2 separate regions of the Mus musculus genome follow, and region 1 is linked to region 2. A link is a contact called in ENCODE Hi-C data. All regions are on one chromosome and are shown on one strand. Each heading gives the region's core, a stretch centred on a gene start or an enhancer-like site at or near the end of the contact. The rest is flanking DNA. Distances are from core to core; before and after follow the strand shown. Region 1 has its middle 11 kb from the start of Gm22807. Region 2 holds the start of Sertad2 (SERTA domain containing 2).

Evidence for each region. A loop is a pair of places that touch in the nucleus more often than their neighbours do.
Region 1: a map of gastrocnemius shows a loop between it and region 2 (2.6-fold over the local background). The contact joins the enhancer-like site here to the promoter of Sertad2 in region 2. A Hi-C loop is called at or near these places in 1 of 37 maps with a recorded cell type or tissue (gastrocnemius).

What each region holds. Positions count from the first base shown.
Region 1 is chr11:20,857,690-20,860,973 of GRCm38, reverse strand. No RefSeq gene overlaps it. Among named protein-coding and RNA genes, the nearest start is that of Gm22807, 11 kb to the right of the region's middle. Within about 2 kb of position 1,921, at least 3 of the 3 ENCODE cell types and tissues checked have a DNase peak (open chromatin) inside an H3K27ac peak, as active enhancers do; they include gastrocnemius, where a contact is called at or near this core.
Region 2 is chr11:20,630,534-20,633,672 of GRCm38, reverse strand. Sertad2 (SERTA domain containing 2) reads right to left here and starts at 1,696. Exons shown (of 2, transcript NM_001038625.1): 1 at 1,400-1,696.

The sequences.
Region 1 (3,284 bases), core at 672-3,171, 230 kb before region 2:
TTGGAACTCAGGACCTTTGGAAGAGCAGTCAGTGCCACCACTGAGCCATCTCTCCAGCTGGTCTCCTGTCAATCACAGCTGATTCTTCAACTCTACCTGGCCAGACACCATAGATTCTTCACACAAATAGCCCCGTAGAGTTTTTGCATCCCTCTGACGCGTCACAAACCAGGACTCCGCCATCTGCACTGCTCTTAACTTCCTCATCTCCCAAACTTCTACAGAAGTATGTGCTCTCAACACTCAATGTCTTCTGAAGTCCATAGTTCCTTCCACAATCGTCCCCAGAACAATATGGTCAGGTGTGTCACGGGCCTCTGCGGACCCTGACATCCTCAGAAGTGTCTGTGAAGTCAGGGCTATTTTGCTAATGTACAGCAGGGTTGTCATTTTTAGTTCCATTCCCTCCCAAGTGAAGTTCCCCTGCAGTCCCCCCCAGGGAGTTCCCCTGCAGCTGTATCCCAGCAGAGCCATGCAGGGTGAGGCCAGCTGGCTGCTGCCAGACAGAGCCCCTTGCCCACCAAGTTCTGCCTATTATTTGTTTTGGAAAATAGGGAGTTGAGGGTTTTTTCCCCCATAAACATTTTACTCATATTAGTGTGCATGAGTTTATTACCTTTCACATTAATTTTCACTACTAAGATGGCAAGTATTGACCAGCTTAACCCACCTAACACGAGTTATTTGGGGTCTTTTTTTCATATGTAAGAATGTAAAGTAAGTTTAAGACAAAAGGCATGAAGGACTGGTGCTGTGTGGTATTAAAGAGGAGTGGAGTTGCTGGGTGGGAGGGGTTACACAGCCCCACCTTTCCCGTGGAATGCATCAAGCTTTCCCAACCATACCCATTCACCCCCAGTCACCAGTGCTACTCTCACGATGCCTTCTGCGGGAGTGCCCTTTGACCCCTGTCTCTTTGTCCTGATGTGGGTTCTCCAGGTCTGCAGGGATTCCAGTCCTAGTAGTATCCTTGAATAAGGAGCTCTTTGGTTCTGGGTGCCAATGTGAGGGAGGTCTCAAGACAAAGCAGTTGTGAGATGCCAGCATCCCTGTTCCCCCTCCCACTCCGTCGTAGGTTAACAAATGGCTGGAGTCCTAAAACGAAAGCTTGCAACTGATGTTAGGTTTTATTTGGATGAAGTTAATGTTTGACCTTTTTACAGTTAAAAATTCATAACTGGTTCTCTCTCCTCCTTAATGTCACCTGGGCCCTTCCTTGGAGCCTCCTGCCTTGAGTTCACCAACCCCCCACAACCCCACCCCACCCCACCCCACCCCCAGCCCCCATCAGTCAGCGGGAGCGGATGATTGCACACTCACTTGCTTTACACCTGACAGCCCGAAAGCCCCTAGAGGCTTGTCGGGTCCCGGCTCTGGTGGGCTGAAAGGGAGCTGTCCAGAAGAGTGATTTCCCAGCCTGTCCTGGAGACAGCAGGGCAGGCCCATTCCTGCCCTCAGACAGGAAGAGGTGGAGCTGAAGTCTATCCCGTTACTCCAAAGAATGTTCAGGCAGAACTATGAATAGCTTATAATACTCCTCTTCTGAAAACATGCACACCAGGGAATGACTAGGTTCACAATACCCTGGCTGTGTGCATAACAACCTGGGAGGACAAACACTCCCCATTTCCAGAAACATGCTCACTTGAGAGCAAAGCTCTTCCAGGGGAACTGTGGTCAGGATGTCTGCTTGCTCCGTGCCCCATTCCTCCCCACAAATTCCCTGCTTCCGGAGCTCCAGTTGGCTGGAACTTGCTGTTCTCCTGGGAAGCCAGCCAGAGACCTCCTATTTCCCAAGAGCTTTTCTTCTGCTTCTAAATGGAGTCGTTCAAAACCTAATGCTCCACAGTGCTTGAGGGGACTCTTTGCCTTGGGGCCCCCCACCCCTAAACACAGGCTCCTCCCCTGTTCTGGACTGTGGGCCTGACTGTAACCCGAACCAACTCCTTCTTCCATGGGCACTGGGCCCAGGCCACAGGGCAGATGCCAGGAAAAACGTCAGTAGGCAACAGGGCTCCCATAGAGTTTTCAGTCTCCTCCTCCTGTAACTCTCCAGTGTCCCTCTCCCCAGCCTTTCTTGTCTTGGAATCCTGGGGTAGGTTGGAGCAGCCCATCTAAGAAATCCTTGCTCGCTTAGCAGTGGTGGCACATGCCTTTAATCCCAGCACTTGGGAGGCAGAGGCAGGTTGATTTATAAGTTCAAGGCCAGCCTGGTCTACAGAGTGAATTCCAGGACAGCCAGGGCTATACAGAGAAACCCTGTCTTGAAAAACCAAACCAAACAAACAAACAAAAGTCCTTGCTCAGAGAGGGCGGCTTAAATCACAGACACGAGTGACCAAAAAGAGCTGAAGGATTGTTGACGCTCGCTCTTCTCTCATTTCCCAGCTCACTCACTGTTTCTCATGTCCCTGTTCTACTCAACAAGGCTTCTCCACTCCGGTAGCCATTTGTAGGTACTAGAGTTTCAGCAACAAATACAACAAGCTAAAATGCCTCTCCTGGGGACCCAACACGCTGATGGATGTCAGCAAATTTCAAACAAGGAAGGACTGGGGAGTCACTGGAAATAGAAGGAAAATAACAAACCTGATGCTGCTTCCTCTAAAAGGGTGCTGCACTTTGACCCTATCACAATCAAGGGGTATCCAGTCTTCAAGGCATAAAAACCAAATCTAGCAACCAAAGGGACAGAAAAAACCACCAAGAGTGGAGTGGCTAAGAAGAGTGGGAACTCAGAGGTGTAGCTTTGGATCCCACTGTGTAGCTGTGTAGTGGAAGGGGTTTTCCGTCTGCTTCCGCTCTACTCCATGAAACAGGCACACAGGCTGGCAGGCAGTCACTCAGGCGGGCGGGCAGACAGGGATTTCCCTGGGACTGTGGGAGGCCCTGAGCCTCCAGTTCCTAGTACAGTTGCTCTAGCAGGGGCTGTGACCCCATTCTAAGCACATATCACCCATAAGCATGAACCCAGTGGGAAGAACACAAAAATAAACTACTATTGTTTTCCTCAAGAAAGCACAGGTTTGCAAAAGCAAAATCCAGCTCCCCTGTAGATCTACCCTGTGTGCTGGGGGTCCCTGCGCAGACTTAACCACTAGTCTGGTGACTGTTTCTTGAACAGTGCCTCCAATGCTTTCTTGTTGATTTCTCCGTTTCCAGTTTATCTGTTTTGTGCATAGGATCCATGCACATACATTTATTTTTAATTTTCAAAATTTTATTTATTATTGTTTGCATAATCTCTGTGTGTGTGTGTGTGTGTGTGTGTGTGTGTGTGTGTG
Region 2 (3,139 bases), core at 447-2,946:
GAGTTCCTACAGATCCACTAGTGCTAGGATTGTAAGTGTATGCCAGCACAACCCAGGCCAGCAATGTGTATTTTCAAATAAAGGAAATTTTTATAAAATTATCAGGAAAGTAAAGATCCACAATTATTCTTGCTCATGCCAGAGTTGAAATCTTAATAACTTCACCCTCAAATCGGGATACTATGATATTAAAGGGCTCTGGTGAAGTAGCCACTGGGTAAGCAACTAACCCAGCAGCAGACCCAGGGCTCTCTGGTGTGGAGCCTTCCAGGAGGTTAAGTGGAGCCCAGGCCCACCTCATTCCTGCCAGTCACAAAAATTACAAAAAGCAATTCTGAACAGTTAGGGCCTGGGCCATCCTACTGGTGACTACAACCTCCAGGCCCTTTTCCATAGGTTCTGAACACTTCTTAACAAATACTAGGAATTCAAAAGCACGTTTCAAGAACAAAGCTTGAAAACAACGACTGTTCCTGAAAGCCAGCTAGGGTTTGACTGATTCTACTTAAATAAAATCTGCCGTTTCTGAGTCTGTCCCTGCTGACTGCCCTCCACTCAGTGCCTGCAAAACCGACTTTCTACTCCTGAAACTACCTAGATGCGAGCAAAAAGTTATTCTAAAACAGTCTCACTGCTTTGCGAAACTTACAATTCAATTTTCAACTCTACTGATTTGCTACCATTCCGGCTAAAGCTAAGACAATTTATAGTTAAGAAAAATATGAACAATTCAGTACTTTCTCTCGACGCAATGGTCCTCTGAAGTGCCCAGTGTCAATGGTACAAAGTCTACGCGTCGGGACAGCTGGCTCCCCTCAGCACCGCCCCCCCTCTGCCCCGTCATAGGCGGTTAACACCAAGATGACTTGTAGATTTCTAATTTAAAAACCAGGAAGGCATTAAGTTTAATAAACATTTGGATCCAAAATCAATTCACTTGGGCACGGAAGAAAAGAGGGTGAAGAGAACTGTTTTAACGCAAAACCACCGGGAAACTCTCGAAACACAATATAGCAAGTTGGATGCAAACCCAGACACGGAACTCAAAAGTGAAGCAGCCTCCCTGCCAGCAACCGGAATCTTTAAAAAAAAAAAAAAGTCTCGCACGTTCTCAGCACCAGAGCCACCACAGCGAGCGCGCGCGCGCGCGCACACACACACACACACACACTCACACACACACACACACACCAGCTGTGACGGCAAAAGCTCCGGGCCCCTGCCGCCCGGACCCCGCCCCAGGTCGTGACAGTCGGGGTCTCCAGGCGGCCAGCGGGTGCTCCCCAACCTGCCCGGTCCGGCCTCCGCTGCCTTGGGCTCCCGCCTGGCCCAGCCCAGCACCGCCCCTCGCCCGCCGGAGCCCAACCCCGGGGAGCCTCCAGCTCGGCCCGGAACTCACCACAAGCAGGTCCACCAGGAGCTAACGCATCGGAGGGGTTTCCGCCCACCCCTCAAGCTATGCCCGCTCCATGCGGGGCGCCCCCGCCGCGGGGCCGACGGTAGCAGGGAGCTCGGCGAGGCCGGAGCTACGACTCCGGCGTCCTCTGCTTGCGAGTCGGGAACATTATACAATGGTGGAGGCGGCGGGCAGCCTGGAGGAAGCAGGAGGCGGGCGGAGTGGACGCCCGGGCCGAGAGAGGTACAGCTCGTGCTCCAGCACTCGCCGTGCGGGAGTGACGTCCGCCTGCGAGCCTCTGGCGAGCTCCGGCCAGGCCCCGTAGGCCCCACCCCCTGCCTGGCCGGGCCCCGCCCCACCAGCCCCGCCCCTGCAGTATAGGCCCCACCCTGCCCCTCCCACCTCCTACTATAGGTCCCGCCCACCCGTGCCTTCAGGTCCAGATCTCCGTAGGCCCCGCCTCCAGCCGGTCCGGACCCGCCTCAGCTTCGCAGGGCCCGCCCCGGGCCCGCCCAAGTGCCATAAATGCAGATTCCCTCAGGGTGAACTCTCAGGAAGCGGCGGACAGACACCAAGCTTATGCAGCCTCTTCTGTGGACTGAAAGCTAAATAGGAGAGGTAGAAATGGGAGCGCCCAAGCCGGACCGCCACTACTACCACTAATGGCCCCCACATACTGGAAAACAGACATGACAGAGTGGGTGATGACAAAGACGGCAGCGCTGGCACAGTCCGCAGAGGAGCGCGACCACAAATATGACAGGCATCCGAGCTATTTGGCCACTTGGGCCGGCTGGCGGGAGGATAGGGTCCACCAATGGCCCTCGGAGATATGGGAATGGGGGGAGGGGCCAAGGGCTCCGTGTGGAGCTGACGACAGAAGTTGAAATGAGTCACCAACTAGTACCTTTGGAGTCGGTCGGACATACCAGAGTTGCATCCTTTATGGAGACCATGCAGCCAACCAGAGGGAGACCACGCTTGGAGAACACAGGGAACTGGAGGCGTGGTCCTCTGCCCACAAGTTTCACGCTGATAGCCTTATCTTTCCCATTTAAAAAACAAAAAACAAAAAACCCCAAAACAACAAAAAATCCTTAATGTTTTTAACTACTCAAACTTAGCAAGGAGCTTTATATTGTCCTTAGTATTAGCATGTGCCTAAGTGGTTCGAATTTAAGAGAACTAAGAGGCCAGGGACAGCTCAACAGGAACATTTATCATTACCTTTAAAATGGCATATGCATTCTACATAAAGATATTACAAAAGAAATTCAGGCACTTTAAAATTTTGGCTGCCACTCCAATCAATAATTTCTCTTCAGACCACTTTGCTGTTTAATGGTCCATGACACTAGTTGTATTTAAGGACAATAAAGCTTTAAGACCTAACATAAAGGTCTTAAACATCAAGACAAATTTATTCCAACTCAAACTGTTCTGTAATGATTTGTTATCAATCGAGTTGATGATCCTATCAAAATTAAATATGAGCCATCACCAGTTGTAGGACCCCTACACTAGGTAGGAAGAGGCAGGCAGATCTCTCTTAGTTCAAGGTCAGCCTGGTCTACATAGGCAGTTGTAGGCCAGCCAGGACTAAATAGTGAGAATGTGTCTCTAATAATTATAATAATTATTATTATGATGTGTGCTAAACGGTAAAGGAGACAATGTCAGGTTTTATTAATTAGAGAAGTAAAAAGGTTTTTGTTGTTGTTGCTGTTTGTTTTTAGCAAATCC